Linked DNA regions of Homo sapiens: region 2 is linked to region 1. A link is a loop called in an ENCODE intact Hi-C map of the cell type or tissue named here. Cell type or tissue: mammary epithelial cell. All regions are shown on one strand. Links, peaks and the distances in the headings refer to the core of each region. The heading gives the core; the rest is flanking DNA. Region 1 overlaps THSD7B (thrombospondin type 1 domain containing 7B). Region 2 overlaps THSD7B (thrombospondin type 1 domain containing 7B).

Region 1 (8,029 bases), core at 975-5,974:
TGTGATTTACTTCTGTTCTATGGATTACTTAGCTGCATAAGTTCAAAACGCTTCATTCCACATATCATGAGCATTATAAGTGGGGCTTCTCATGGCAGAGCTGATTAATAAATATACACGATATTCTTCCAAGGTACTGAAATTTTTTTCAAGTTCAGGATCAAGGTTTTACATGTCACTTTTCTTATTTCCACATGACACATGTTTTCTGAATCACCTTTCATTTCAAATAACCTACCAGGTGCTTGCTGATTGAGGAAAGACATCATTGTTAATAGTTTTGTAAATCTTGACAACTTGTATTTAAAAACAGTTCTTTGGAAATGTTAGTATTGTGTCTATAGCTGATTCAACTCTAATGTCATATAAACAAAAAGCCACCTAGTTTTGTTTGGTTCTTTTTTTAACTTGCAGGATGTTTCAGTCCTGGATTCTTAACAAGATGACATTTGTTTATAATATATAAAGGCATGTTATACATTGGCTTTTACTTGTTTTATATTGATAAGTTGAACACTATCCAAGAGATTTGTTCTCTGTTTTTTTGACAAATTAAAAACTCTTAAGAAATCTCTAGGTTTGCTGTATTGCATTTAAGTACAATCAAATAGTGTTCTGTCATGGAGTATGTGGACCCATATTAAGTCACGGCACCTTACTTTGCAGCAATGTGTCACTCGATGTAAACATAAATATTCAAGGATAAGAAAGGCTGTGCTTCTCTTCCTCATGAGAATGATCTATTGAAGGGTGGTCATGTGTTATTTGGCTGATACTTAACATCCTAACACCTCTAGTGGGTCACTGGGTCATACCGCGGTCATTCTGGCAGACGGCCTTCAGAATACGATGTCCCAGGCCACATTTTCCATGATCAGGGAAACAGATCCCTTCTGATGCCAGCCATCGGTAGCACATTGGATCCTCACAAGGAACAGACTCCACCAAATGAGGGCAATGCCCTGCAGGCCCTGTAGATTCCATGAGGACATGGCGCTGCCTCGTTCTAAATCCTAAAAAGAGAGAGAAAAGAATTTTCAGAGAATTCCACTCTTTTCCAGGAAAGGAAAAGAAGCAGCTGGGTGAGAGATGAAAAGTTTTATTCAAGTACTCATCGCTCTAAGCACGTATTATCTTGATGTGTTTTATTCTATGTGAAGTGAGAGGATGAGATGTAGAAAAAAAAGAGAATGGGAAAGAATAAAAGCAGGAAATCTGTCTTCCAAGAGTTTACAACCTAGGAGTTGGAGAAGTCAGACATAATTCAATGGAATAATAAGTAGCGTAAGTCCTATGGTATCAATAAACCAGTAAAAATAAATGGAGACTCAGAAATGATCTAAATATAGATTAATCCACATTTTCTTTTTGCTGTTGATTTTGACATTCTTGTTACGCTGCATTCGGTTAAAATACATTACCTCTCTGGCATCTCCATGGCGCCTGACCATTCACAACTTCCTGCTCCGAGATTTATCTGCATCATGTCACTGAGGTTTACACATCAGTCTGCCTCATAAAGACAATATCTCTTTGGAGTTCACTTTCCACCCAGGCTAGACATGGGTCAATGATTGTTATTATGTTTAAAAAAAGTGTACTGTGGGACTAGGGCCTCAAAGTCCCAGCCAGAGACTGTAATAAGAACATAGATGTATTTTACATGCTATGGGCCCAGAGAGTCACAAATGCAAATCAACAGGAGTCAAGCAGGTACACATCGAGGCAAATGGGTCAACCATGAGACTGCAGCGAGTGTTTGGGTTAATGGGCCTGCTCTAAAATGCCTGACTACTATTCAGCTTCCGTTGACTCTTGGCCTTAGAGATCATGAACCCTCTGTTAACAGATCCTTCCATTTTGTCTAAGAAACCAGAAATCCCTCTATTTTTAAATGATAAAAACTAATGCACAATTTTTAAAAAACAAAGTGACCTAATAAAGAAGGACTGAGAACCAGATTGAACCCTTTAGTGTAAATTTTCAATCTCTGGCCCCCATGATATACCACTTCTAAAGGCTACGTCTACCTTTTGTGGATCTCATACCTTCCATCGTTTCTATTCCAAATTCAATCAACAGATTCCTTTAATTCCTTTTTCTTTTAACAAAACCAACAGTTTTGCATGAATAACATTTTAAGAAATTGTTATTCATTTATTCCTCGGAGTAAGTAAAGAAAATGAGAGAGTTTGATAGCACAGAGAACATTCAATTCCCAGAGTGAAAGCTGCATATCCCACCACTCTTCCCACAAGGGGAGGGGAGAAGGACAAGTTAGGGAGCATGAGAGGTAACATCTCTCTCATGAAAAAGTTACACACCTCAAGGTATAGTTGGAGAAAGACCAACCTCTCTTAAATAGCACAGCCAAGGAGGCTAGAACACAATGAACATGTGGTTTTGAGAAACAAGAAAAAGCTACAGAGAGGTTCTGGGTTAACTTAGATTAAAAAAAAAAAAAAAACCTCAAATAAAGCACTTAAAAATCCTTACCTAAAATACTAAGTATTTTAGCAAAGTACAGGGCTGGGCAAGAATTTTAGGTAAGGATTTTTAAGTGCTTTGAGTTTTTTTTTTTTTTTTCCTAAGATAACCCAGAACCTCCCTTTAAAAGAGACTCCTAGACTCTTTAAGGATTAGCTACCTTGGGAAGAAATCATTCAGCCAGTCAGAGGCTATATTCTCATGGCATTGACATGGTTAAGATCAGAGCGGTTAAAAAAAAAATAATAATGGTTTCTGCCGTGCTTTATACCTCCATACCTCCATGTCTATATCATTAACTAGCCAAATAAAATCTACAGAAGGGCTCATATTGCTTCCTAAGCCACCTTGAAAGGAGATGCATACACGGCTGTAAACTTCACTTGACGAGCATCAAACTACAATGACCTACGAGCTCTCACTGCCACAAAACTCGAATGACCTCTATTCTTATATGTAACATCTGCATGCTGCTTATTTATTGTCTTATATTTTTGCTTGTTTTGATTTTATCTTTGAGCAAGACATGGCATGAGTCACCATGATTTACACTGTTTGACAACTAGCCCAGACTTGAGCACAGAAACTTAGAAGTCTTTATGAAGGATTCTGGGTGTCCTATTATTTGGAGCTTAATGCCATTGAGGGGCATGTTCAGTTTTCCTCCATAAATCAAGTTGCATCCATCTTGCCATAAATCTATAGATTACCTCTCCTCAGTCAATAAATTCCTTCAGTCTTTCATTTGTGCTGCCCTTGTCCTGACTCTAACTAGGATCAAACCACAGCACAAGCTCAGCATAAAACAAAAACCCTGGATTCTCTTGCTAGCACTTAACTTTAATCACACATCGCTGTTCATGCCTGCAATAGACATCAGGCATCTCCCAGGTACTTCTGTTCTGAAAGATAGACAATTGCCAAGTCCATAGTGGTTGGGGGCCAGCCAACCAATCACTTTCATTTATTGAGTTTCATATTAATCAGATGATATTATTCCATAAATATTAACTGTCATTTGCACATCACTTTCCTGTACTATGGGAAGCCACAGGAGGAACCAGAAATGTGTATTCTTCTCAAAGCATAAAACCTAACAAGGGAAAAAGGCACATGCATAAACTAACATCCACCCTTTACCAAGACTGGGACAGTAACTTTATTACTCTAAATGAATCAAGCCTCAAAACTATGTTATAAGTTACTATTCCCATTTTGCATGTGTGAAAACTAAGATGCCACTTTATTACTTCTCCAAAGGTGCATTATTACTGATTAAATGGATGGGTGTGAAAATCAGCAGAAGTCTTTCAGAGTCATTGCCTCCTCACAAGAAAAGATTAAAGTCGGCTCCTGTGGATATTGTGTTTTCGCCACACTTTATAAAGTGAACCTGAAAGGCACCGTGGTTTAGTTGAAGGTACTAAAGGTGAGTAGATTGGACAGTGGAATTTTAGATGCTGCACAGCAGGGGAGAGCCATAATCAACATTTCCTGACCACAGATTCAATTCACCTTTAGTGAAACTAGTATCTGCAGGGTTTATTTTTTTCTATGACTCCAAGAATTAATATTTAGTGTATAATTCTACAGGAGATAATTAGAAAAGAATGGGCAGTGGGTTGGGGAGAGAAAAGGGAAGACGAGCAGATGGCAGAAAAGGGGTCAGTGTTTTTTAATTGAAGCCATGGAAGAATTAAAAGAGGCTCCGGAGGGTATATCCAGATCTGAGGGCTGTATTTCTGCATGAGTTAGTGGATCAGAAGTGTACACATGAGCTATCCACAGGCAATGTTATGTCTCAACACCGACTCCATTGGGACAGGCGTGAAGAAAGTCCAGCAGGTTCCAGCCTGGCCAATATGGTAAAACTCCATCTCTACTAAAAATACAAAAAAATTAGCCAGGCAGGGTGGCACCTGCCTGTAATCCCAGCTACTCAGGAGGCTGAGGCAGAACTGCTTGAACCCAGGAGGTGGAGGTTGCCGTGAGACGAGATCACGCCACTGCACTCCAGCCTGGGTGACAGAGTGAGACTCTGTCTCAGAAAATAAATAAATAAATAAATAAATAATAAAATAAAAATTATAAAAAAGAAAGTCTAGCAGGTTAAACAAACAGGACAGAAGCTTATTCTGTCTTAAGTACTTCATTTGCTCTTCCTCTCTGGCGGCCCTGAACTTTGGGTAACAACTCTGAGTGAAAGAATCTGAGCATATTGAAGCTTCAATCCTAACCCTTTAGAAATCAACCACCATCCTGCAGGGATAGTATCTTATAGTATCATTATTAGTCCACAGCCTGGTGTAAATCCAGAAACTAAGAAGACACACTGATAGGGTGAAGTCAGCATGAGAACTCCCAAAGCTTAGAATGAGAAGTTAACAGAACGCCCCACCCACCCCAAACACATAGACACAGAAAAAAGAAACAACTATCTCTTAGCATTTCCTATCTATGAGAAAGCAAAATGATTTTATAGACTTCTCATTCAAGGGAAAGCCTATCTAGCAGACAAGGATGGAAAATGGAAATATCCCCCATTTTTGGTATGTAACATCTAAAACATGAGAGTATTTTCCAACTTTAGCATGTTATCTAATTTGTTTAAGAGCATAAAAGACTGTCTTCAAAAAAGAGTCATGGCTTCTCAGTTTCAAAGTATCTTGTCCTTTGGGAATTTTTAAGGACTTGGGTGCTCTCACTGAGGGAAGGAATCCCTGAAGTCCTTCCACCTAAGCAGCTGGCTGTTGTGACACTCTATAGGGAGCCTCCAGCAAATTCCTCTTTAGAACAACTTCAGTGGGCAATTCTGCCTTTCTAGTATATGTCTGAAAAGGATAAGGATGTCATATAAATGTGTGTCTATATATCAAGAAAAAATTTTAAAATGTATCACATCTATGTGTAGAGTTTGTCTAAGAGTATTTATTTTTTCAGGCTAATTCTCTTATATATCTCTAATTATAACACTCTGGGAGTGTATCAAAGACAAAGCAATAAATGATAAAACCTGACCCAATTTAAATTCCTCTGAAAGGCATCCTAGCTTTACTTGACAAGCACCAACCTGCCGATCATGGTTCCCTTGTCTGCCTGTCATGACGCGATGGAAGGGTGTGAAGGCTGTGAACACTGGCTGATTTTCTAATGTACTCTGAATAACCAACAGCCACAAGCCTTCCATGATTCCTAATGGAAGGATTTCTGATTAAGAATAAAAGTCATGTAAAGATAATTTCTATAGTAACTAATTTCTTCTATTCCGCAATAAAACATTTCCTACTTTCCCATTCCTTTCTACTTTTTTTCTTAATGTGAACAAAGGAAATGTACCAGAGCAATAACACGATGACTAGGAAAGCCTAGAGAGGAGAAAAATGATATTCTCTCCTACTCTCCACATTCATTTTTTTTTGCTGTTGTTTGCTTGCTTTTCTCTTAAATACTCCATCTTTCTGTGTGTATGTGTGTGCATGCACGTGTGTGTGTGTGTGTGTGTGTATTTTTTAAGAGTATGAAATATCTAGGAAAGTATAAATATCCTAGATTTCTGCTAGTGGAATCACTGCATTTTAGAGTAGAGAATTCAGATGTGAAGCTAAACACTCCCGCTTATATCCCAGAGTTTTGCAATGTTTAATGCATTAGCCTGTGTACCCCAGCTTCTGTAGAATTCTGAAGTATCTTTAGTTTGTACCACTCAGTGATCCTGGCAGAACTCCCATGATTCTACTCACAGTAGAATCATGGGACAGACACCAAGACTGAGGGGGATCTCAGACCTAATACACACAAGTCAGTAGAAATAACAAGACTACTTGCTGTCATCATAACATGCTTGGATACCTTGAAGGAACAGAATCATTTCCCTAGAGGGAAAACTCTATTCTTCATTCTTCCCAAGAGGGAATATAGGCAGGTGGTCCTGGCAGGTTTTAACAAGACCTTACAAACCAAAATTCTCTCTGCTCTAGGGGAGCATTTATAAAATACCAAACTCCTAGACCTGAATAACAATCATCAGGGCTTACCATCCCTCCTGTCAGTGACTACAGTTCAGGAGGCAGCCATTCAGCCACAGAATGGGTTCTATTAAAAAACGGCTAATTCTCATCAATCTCAACATGTCCCTAAACTCTGCAGGAGGCTGTGGGGACAGTACCACCTTCAGGTGAGAGGTTCTACTGCCTCCATCCTCTCCTTCAGCACTTTTCTTTCACTCTTTCTTTTTTTTTATTATACTTTAGGTTCTAGGGTACATGTACACAACTTGCAGGTTTGTTACATATGTATACATGTGACATGTTGGTGGGCTGCACCCATTAACTCGTCATTTACATTAGGTATATCTCCTAATGCCATTCCTCCCCTCTCCCCCACCCCACGACAGGCCCCGGTGTGTGATGTTCCCCTTCCTGTGTCCAAGTGTTCTCATTGTTCAATTCCCACCTATGAGTGAGAATATGCGGTGTTTGGTTTTTTGTCCTTGCGATAGTTTGCTGAGAATGATGGTTTCCAGCTTCATCCATGTCCCTACAAAGGATATGAATTCACCCTTTTTTATGGCTGCATAGTATTCTATGGTGTATATGTGCCCCATTTTCTTAATCCAGTCTATCATTGTTGGACATTTGGGTTGGTTCCAAGTATTTGCTATTGTGAGTAGTGCCACAACAAACATATGTGTGCATGGGTCTTTATAGCAGCATGATTTATAATCCTTTGGGTATATACCCAGTAATGGGATGGCTGGGTCAAATGGTATTTCTAGCTCCAGATCCTTGAGGAATCGCCACAGTGTCTTCCACAATGGTTGAACTAGTTTACAATCCCACCAACAGTGTAAAAGTGTTCCTATTTCTCCACATCCTCTCCAGCACCTGTTGTTTCCTGACTTTTTAATGATCGCCATTCTAACTGGCGTGAGATGGTATCTCATTGTGGTTTTGATTTGCATTTCTCTGATGGCCAGTGATGATGCCTTAAGCCCTTTTCAAAGGCTGAGTCTCCCTTTGAAAAAAGTATTGATTGGGGCAAAACACTCCCCACCTCTGGTTATCTAGTGCTCTTAAGCTACTCTCAGCACAACCTCCTGCCCTCCCACAACTGCAGCCTCTTTTCCCCCTTCATCCAATGACAACGTACTGGCACTAGATACATCCCATGCCCCATAACTTGTCTCCTGCATCTGCTCAATGATTTGCTCTTAGGCATAATGGCTCACACTGACCAATGTGGTGCATGATGGGCAGATGGCTTCTCTTCTCAGAACTGAGCTTGTACTTTGATCCAAACTTCTTTAGGCTGATGGAGAAAATCAACTAAGGAAGCTTAGGGTTTGGAGGGACACTGGACTAAAGAGACAGGAAACCAGATCCTTACTGCCAACATGGCCATCATTAAATTACCATGGGACTTTAGACAAATTACCTTACTTCTTGACACTTTGGTGTTGTCATTTTGTGAAGTGCTGTATCCTTGTTGAGCCTAAATGCTGATTCAAAGTTGGGCAGTGTATTAGTTTCTAGAGCTGTCATAA
Region 2 (8,029 bases), core at 1,355-6,354, 81 kb before region 1:
CAATGCTAATAATAAATCATTTTAAATATCCATGTGCCATAGGATTTATTTATGGTAACATAGCCTGGCTGTTCCACGAAGAAAATTAATAGTGCTTTAAAGTCACTATTAGATATAAACTAAGACAGCATAGTATTGCATTTCAGGTGTAAAGAACAGAACTCCACACACTAAACCTACATTTGCTTATCTTTCTGCTTTTTAAATTTATTTTGTTTTCTTTGGTATGTTGGTTTATTTTATAAGACAACCAAACAGCACTGTTTATCATAGACCACTGATAGGAATCACAGCCAAGGCATTTTGGTAAGAATGCAAGTACACACAGACTGCATATTTTGCTTGTCTGAACTAAAATATCACTCAGATCATACTCAGAGTGAGTAATATCAGACTCAGATCATACTCAGAGTGAGTACCTCATTCTCCCAGTTTCTATTCCACATGAAGGTGTTATTCTACTGCATTTCTATTCTCTGGAGCTTCATTTTCCTTTTCTATATTTCTACCTAATTCACAACAGCCCTTTTCTCAAACCAAAGCTGTGAAGTAAAAAAAAAAAAAAAAAAAAAAAAAGCAAGCCTTTTCTATTGGAAACATGCTAGTCTCTTCCAATAGTTTAGCACCCAGAGTGTAACTGGTGGAGGCACAAGAGAGGGATGAGCCAGGTTCTGAATTCCCTCCAAAAAGTGGAGCTTGAACCAGTTGGAAAGGCCAACCTCCCCGTGGAACACCACAAGCCCTCTCCGGAGGGATGCTCCTGCATCATTCTCTGCCACCTTTGTGCATCACTGTCCCCTCCCCTTCCACATGAGTCTCTGGCCTCAAGGGCTGCTCCAATAGGCTTCTGAGCCACTGAGGGACCTGGCACAAAAGTATTATACAAACCAGGGCCAGGCACAGTGGCTCACACCTGTAATCCCAGCACTTCAGAAGGCTGAGGCAGAAGGACAGCAAAAGGAGTTCCAGACAAGCCTGGGCAACATGGCGAGACCCCATCTCTACAAATAAATAAATAAAGGGCCAGGCCTGGTGGCTCATGCCTATAATCCCAGCACTTCCAGCATTACTTCCAACTGTAATCTAAACTGTAATCCCAGCATTTATAGCTCCCATCACACCCATAGGGTTTTTTTTCTTACATTTGGACATCTGCCAGATCTGTTATAAATTCCCATCAAGCCCCCCAACCCTTTGTTTTTTTTTTTTTTTTTTTTTTTTGAGACAGAGTCTCGCTCTGTCACCCAGGCTGAAGTGCAGTGGCATGATTTCAGCTCACTGCAACCTCTGCCTCCCGGGTTCAAGCGATTCTCCTGACTCAGCCTCACGAGTAGCTGGGATTACAGGCATGTGCTACCACATCTGGCTAATTTTTTATATTTTCAGTAGAGACAGGGTTTCTCCATGTTAGCCAGGATGGTCTCGAACTCCTGACCTCATGATCCACCCACCTCGGCCTCCCAAGGGCTGGTATTACAGGCGTGAGCCACTGCGCCCAGCCAAGACCCCTTTTACCTAATGTAGCTTAAAGTTCTTTGATCCTTAAAAACTAAAATAGAGTTGATTAAAACAACACAGTAGGTGCTTGTCACACATTTCTCAAACAATCTGTTGGTCTATGGTTACATCCAATGCTTCTCCAATATAGTGGTTTTCAAACTTTATTGTGTCTTAGAATCACTAAGGAAGTTAATTTAAAAATGCAGAGTTTTAGGCCCCAGTTCCAACTTCAAAATCAGAATCTCTTAGGGTTCTAGCAAGCATACCACACAGATCTGAGCTGAAGGTTTGTGGACCACATTTTCAGAAACCTGTTCAATTACTTTAAGTTTTACCCACGGGTCAGTCTAGGACACTAAAAGATTGCACATGACCACAATTTTGCATTTCACCTTATATATGGCCTTGGGTTTTTATCAAGAACGAAACCCTATCAGACAGTGCATTGCATTTCCCATAACCATATGGTTGAAAACAGTAACTACTACCCCAGTTGGTGACTTTGAAGCACGAGTGGGAAATGACTTTAAGAAATTAGCAATTCAATAGGTTTTGCTTCCCTGAGATAGTCATACAACTTCATTACAGATAATAGACAGACTGACAGACAAATGAATGAACAAACAAGTACACAAAAAATAAATAAAAATGATAGAATTTTTTCCCTTTTAACCACATTTGCCAGGAAAACAGAGACAAATCTGATGCTCTAAGTCTCACACACTCTGTGGCCAACGTCGTCACATATGTTCTTGCATTAAGCTATGCAAATTTTTATGAGGAAAATTGAGCTGTGAAGGAAGACTAACTTCTCGTTCAGCAGTTTGCTAGGTTTGCTTAAGCAAATTGGTTCTTGCTAGCATCTATTTATTTGACATGGATTTACTAAGTTCTGTTCTGCCTTAAGTTTATTTCTTGGTACTTTGGGGACTGAAAACTGAAAAGGGCAAGGTTTAAGCCCTCAAGGAGTTCACAATCCTTCAGAGGAACACAAAACACCTTTACCAATAGCCAGACTGCAAACATTTCAGACAGAGCATGGGACTTCAGAGGGCAAAGTGTTTATTTCCAGCAGAAGGGTCAGAACAAACTCTGTGGAGGGGGCTAGGATTTAGGCTGTAGTAAGATTTGGGCAAGCAGTAGAGATGAAGGGAGACATTCAGGCAGAGGGGAAATCAGACTTTTCTTGCCTTCTTCCATAGTGCCCTGACCTTCATAGCACACTTTGTGACTGCATCTTTATTCAGGTAGTTTTGTGTTCAACTCCTCTATCTTCCCTCACTGGATGGTATTCTCTACGATGGAGAGATTTCTGTATGTTTCATTCACTACTTTATCCATATACACACAGCGCCTAGCACACAGCCTGAAACGCAGGATCATTCAGCAAATATTTGTTGTTAAGTGGTTAAGAGCTTAGGATTCCATGTGGTTTTGGTATTTATTAATGTTAGTTTTGCAACCTTGGGCTCTATCTTTAAGCCCTATTTTCTTTTACATAAAATAGAGTAATAATTCTTTCAACATAAGGTTGAGGTAAGAATTAAATGGAATAGTGAGAACATTTAAAACCTACTCTGGTGGCAATTTTGAAATATGCTTTATTATTAACTCTAGGCAGGTGAGGTGATGGATATATTAATTAGCTTGATTTAATCATTCCATCATGTATACATGTATCAAAACATCACATTATACCCCATATTTATATACAGTTATTATTTGTCAAATTAAAATAAAATTTTAAAATAGAAGTAATCAAATAGAGTAATGCATATAAATTATAGCTATTATAAATTTAATAGGAAGAGGCAGTGAAATAAAGCAAAACTATGCTGAAGTTATAGCCTTTCACTGGCAAGAATTAAACTTGTCTAGCTTGCCTTTCTGTAGCTGAACAGGAGCACCAGGACAGACAATGTAGCAAGTTTAAACACTGGGTTTTTTAACTTGGTCTTTGCTCCTTTGAGGCCATATGGCAACTTCCCTTGAGGAGTGTGTTGCCTCATCTGTGAAGCAGGAGTAATAAAACAGCTCTTCCTTTACCATTAAACTGTCCTGACAATTTATGAGATAGCACATGTCAAATTAATGTGTGATCTATAACATGCAAAGCCTGCAATAAAGGTACTGGACTTCAAATTCTTGATTTGCTAATAGACAAGAAAGACTATCTGTGCCTATGGATGTAGCAAGTAGCTCGTTGTCGTGGGATAAAAACAGATAAGCCCTAGAGCCAGAGAGAAGCCTGGATTTCCACCATGCTCTGATTCTAACATACTGGGTAACCTCGGAGCAGTTACTTCATCTTTCTGAGCTTGGTGTTTCTCACCTGTTAGTCATGTATGATTAGACTTACCTCCTGGGGCCACTGTAGGATGCAAGAGAAAATCCAGTAGACTATACTGTAGATTTCAGGTCTTTCTAAATATACATCAATCTCTAGTCCAGAGGGAAGAAGACGGAGTAATGGAGTGAGAGGAAAGAGTCTGGACTGACAATGCTTTCCCTACCAGATATTACTTGGATTAACATTTCTTTGAAGGAGTTTAGACCAGACTAAGAGTTCTGAGCTCTGAGCAGCAACTCCCATTCTAATGTAAGTGTTCCTCCTTGTCTCAGTATGGTCATCGGACTCTAATGCAATGTTGTTATTTTTTTTTTAAACCAAATCTGATAACTTCTTATGCGGGGTTTTAATAAAGACAGGCAGAAGATCCCATAATTAAAAAAATATATAGGAAAAAATAAAATAATATTTAATTGAGAGAATTTTATCCATGAACTTTTTCCCCCTATGAAATAGGAAAAGGTGTTTTTTAATGAATTTTATCAGCAGAACTCCTCAGTTTGGCAGAAGTATTATTGAAAACTATAATCTCTACAAGCCCAAGTGTTTGTCGTTCCTCCTACTAAATTATCAGGAATATTTATTGAGCACTGGGACCATGTAGCGATCTATGGACTTTAAATTACAGACTAAAGGAAGCAAGTTACACCCAGCAGCACCTGTGAAGACAAAGATACCTGCACTCATGTATCAGAGCTGGGTCTGGAGACATCGATGTGAGCTATACATCTTGCTGTGTTTAATTTCTCAAAAAACTCTTTGGAAAAGATAACATTATCTAAAGTTTACAGAAGAAACAAAAAAGATTTAGGTAACGTCAATCTCAAGGAAGAACAAGGTGTTAAAGTGCCTTGAACATTATTTTTTGGGCCAGTGTTCCAGGCTCAAAGCTTTGATTACTCAAACACAGCAGACCCTCTATTATTTGGGAACAAATGGATGAACAAAGGTGTGGATGGTTCTGTGAAGAGGAGGGGGCCACATATGCTTGACAGGGGAAAGTAAAGAGGCAAGTTAGTGCTTGTATGTATTTGAGTGGGCAAAATTCTGGAATCCAGAATAGGTTATTTTTACCTTTTTGACATTCAGATTGACCAGTTCCCTAATTGACCTGGATCTGTGGAATAATCTGTTAATGCCACAGTTTCATTTAAAAGAAAGCAAAATCTTTAAGCATTAGAACTGACTGGGGAAGAGATGTGTCTATTTATTCATTCATTCAACAACAATTACTAAATGCCCACCATGTGCCAGACACTGTACTAAGCACTGGAAGTTCATTAATGAAATGAAAGACTCCTACCCTCTGAGTTTATAGTCTGTCCAGAGCAATACAGGCATAGAAACAGGTGCCATAATACCAGCATGTAGAGGACTTAATAATTGCAGGAACTCAACATAATACAAGCTCCCTGACCTTAAGGAACTTTTATCATCATCATTATCATCTAATAATAATAATAACAAATAAATGCTAAGTACTGAGTATTTCTCATCCTCCACCACTAGTAAGAGTCACCTATGGAGAGTTTTAACGCTGAAAATATCCTTTCAACCTGAAGAGATTCTGATTGGTTTGAGCTGGGGTGAGTCTCAGACATCTGTGGATTGAAAAAACTCAATGGGGTTGAGATTAAATAAAAATAAACAATAGTAAATTTCTATATACCTGGCACTGTTCCATCTGTCCTCCTTATAACAGCTCTTTGAAGTAGCTGGTAATATTACCTTATTTTGGAAAGGAAGAAATTGAAACACAGCAAGTTTAAAGTAATTTGTATGGCAGAGATGAGATTTGAATCAAGGAAATCTAACTCAAGAATCCATGCTACATGCCTAGGTGTTTAAAAAAAAATCACTGTCTGTTTTTGATACTGAAAACTCAAGAGGTAACTCCAGGAGGGTTGACACAGGAGGAAATGAATTCCACCAAATGAGGTTTCCTACCAATTCCCAGCAGCAGTCTCTGCTGTTGGCCTTCCTGTTACCATGACACTGCTCTCTAGCTCACTCCTTAGAGATGAAAGTTAAAGGAGTTCCTTCAGCCTCCAATTATTTGAGACTGACAAATAATTAATCATTAGCTCCATGGTTTCTAGAAATATTCTGTTGAATATTCTATTTTTAATATACCATAATTTATCTTCAGTCTAGTAACTTTACCTCTTTCATATTCTCCCTTTCCATAAACTGGTAAACATATCTGGCAATTATCTCAACTAGTCCTTTTGGGTGTGGAAGTGGGGATTAATGTATAGACAAAATAAGAATGTCCATGAGGTGATAATTGCTTTGTGCAGCCATCATGACATGAATACATTGTATTAACCATTAATACTTTGTATTCACATTGCATTCATTTATGCATATGTTTGAAACTTCATATAATTAAATGTTGAAAATATGCAGCAAGGCTCTTTAAAGGTTCTCTGATATAAATCATACAAAGGATAATACTGATTTGTGATCTTAAAGTAAAAACATGAGGAATGACAATGATGGCAGCAGTGGCCAACATAATTAATTCCAACACTACCTCGGCAAACAATTATCAATGGTCTCCTATAACAGGCTGAAATGTATGTGAAGACATATTGTAAAATATTAGGCATTAAATGAGTGTTTCTCATCCTTCACTGCTTATAAGTCACCTATGGAGAATTTATCGCAGATATCCTTCCAACCTAAAGATATTCTGACTGGGCGGGCTGGGATGAGGCTCAGACATCAGTCCATTGAAAAAACTAAAGGCTGAGAAATGTTGCAATAAGCTAGCTGTTGCTATTATTAACTAGACCACATTGGATACTTTAGGCAGGCATTTGTTTTGTAGGCTGAAAAAAGAATAGAAGAAAACAGCAAAAAAAAAAAAGTACAAAGGAAATGGTTCGTGATAATTTGGTGAATTTATTACAGGGACTGAAGAATTAGGCCACAACAGGCCAAAGCTTGATAGACCTTTGGTTTGCTTAGAAAAATATGAGACTATCATTGATCCTTTAAGGAGAGACTCAGAGAAGGAGGAATAAGAAGATCATAAGCATGGCTTGAGATTGTCCATGGCTTGAAAATACCTTTATGTTTTAAGGTTTTAGCTCTTGAATCAAGCCGGGACAAAATAAAACCTGACGGAATTCATCCATTGCTATGTCACAAATCACTGCTGGTGCACTTGGTCCCATAAACAACCTTGGCTTTCTGAGAGGTTTAGAATGAACGTGGTTTGAGATTTTCATAATCCAGTGATTCCCTGGTTGTTATCACAAACCTATTAAATCAGAATGTATTAGAGTAGGATCCAGGCATCAGAGATTTTCAGGTGATTCCATTGTGCAGTCAACTTTGAAGACCACAGACATAACCGCTTCTCAACTTTGATGACCCAACCTGAAGCCATAGCCACAAAACAAAAAAAGGAGTTCTTCTGTCTTCATTAGTCGAGGTTTCCACTTGCTCTGGTCCATCCTCCTCCTGGATCTCTTCCTGACCTCTCAGTTTAAGTTAAACCACTTTTAACCACTCCCCTTCACCTCCCACCCTGTCCCCACCTGCTAGTCTGTCCCTGGTCCATGCTTCTCACTTTAAAACTTTGATCAGACATTGCCTCACCCAGAAATTTCTAATGAACCCAACCCCGCATAGAGCTTTATACCCAACATATATGTATCACCTGGGAACTTATAGAAATATACAATTCCAGGCCCCATTTCGGTCTATTGAATTAGAATCTGCAATTAATAAGATCCCCAGGGGACTTGTATGCACATTCAAGTTTGAGAAGTACTGTTTTAGGACACCATTTCCCAAAAAGTCTGTTGAAGGACACTCTCAAGGACACAAAATCCACTGCCTAGATTTTAATCCGCACTCCTCTATCTCTTTACACAACACCTGTACATTCAAAATATATGCACTGAGTAGCAACTATATGCCCCATACTAGGCTGGGTTTAGAGTATCCAGTTGTGAAGATGGTGGAAGTGGTCCTTATATTCATGGACTTAAAATCTAGCAGGGGCAAGTCTAACAAGAAAAGATAATTTAAGGGGATGAATAGGATGCTGTGGGATAATCTACTTAATGGAGGAGGATGGGGGAGTCTACAGTAGTCTGGTAGATGAGAGCAGCATTCCAGGGGAAAGGCAGGTCTCTGTAGATACACAGGCTGAGGACCCGGGAA

Evidence for each region. Peaks named below come from ENCODE experiments on the same cell type or tissue, not always from the same donor. Only the 100,000 strongest peaks of a DNase experiment are listed, where the experiment ranks them.
Region 2: it touches region 1 in a loop (2.9-fold over the local background); 1 of 110 quality-filtered maps calls a loop at or near these places.

What each region holds. Positions count from the first base shown.
Region 1 is chr2:137,163,725-137,171,753 of GRCh38, reverse strand. THSD7B (thrombospondin type 1 domain containing 7B) reads right to left here. Exons shown (of 28, transcript NM_001316349.2): 7 at 816-1,013. Among named protein-coding and RNA genes, the nearest start is that of THSD7B, 400 kb to the right of the region's middle. In mammary epithelial cell, for the core only: no CTCF peak of the experiment used is centred there; DNase peaks (open chromatin) are centred at 3,033 and 5,583; H3K27ac peaks cover 730 bases.
Region 2 is chr2:137,245,459-137,253,487 of GRCh38, reverse strand. All of the region lies in intron 10 of THSD7B (thrombospondin type 1 domain containing 7B), which reads right to left. Among named protein-coding and RNA genes, the nearest start is that of THSD7B, 480 kb to the right of the region's middle. In mammary epithelial cell, for the core only: a CTCF peak has its summit at 3,844; no DNase peak of the experiment used is centred there.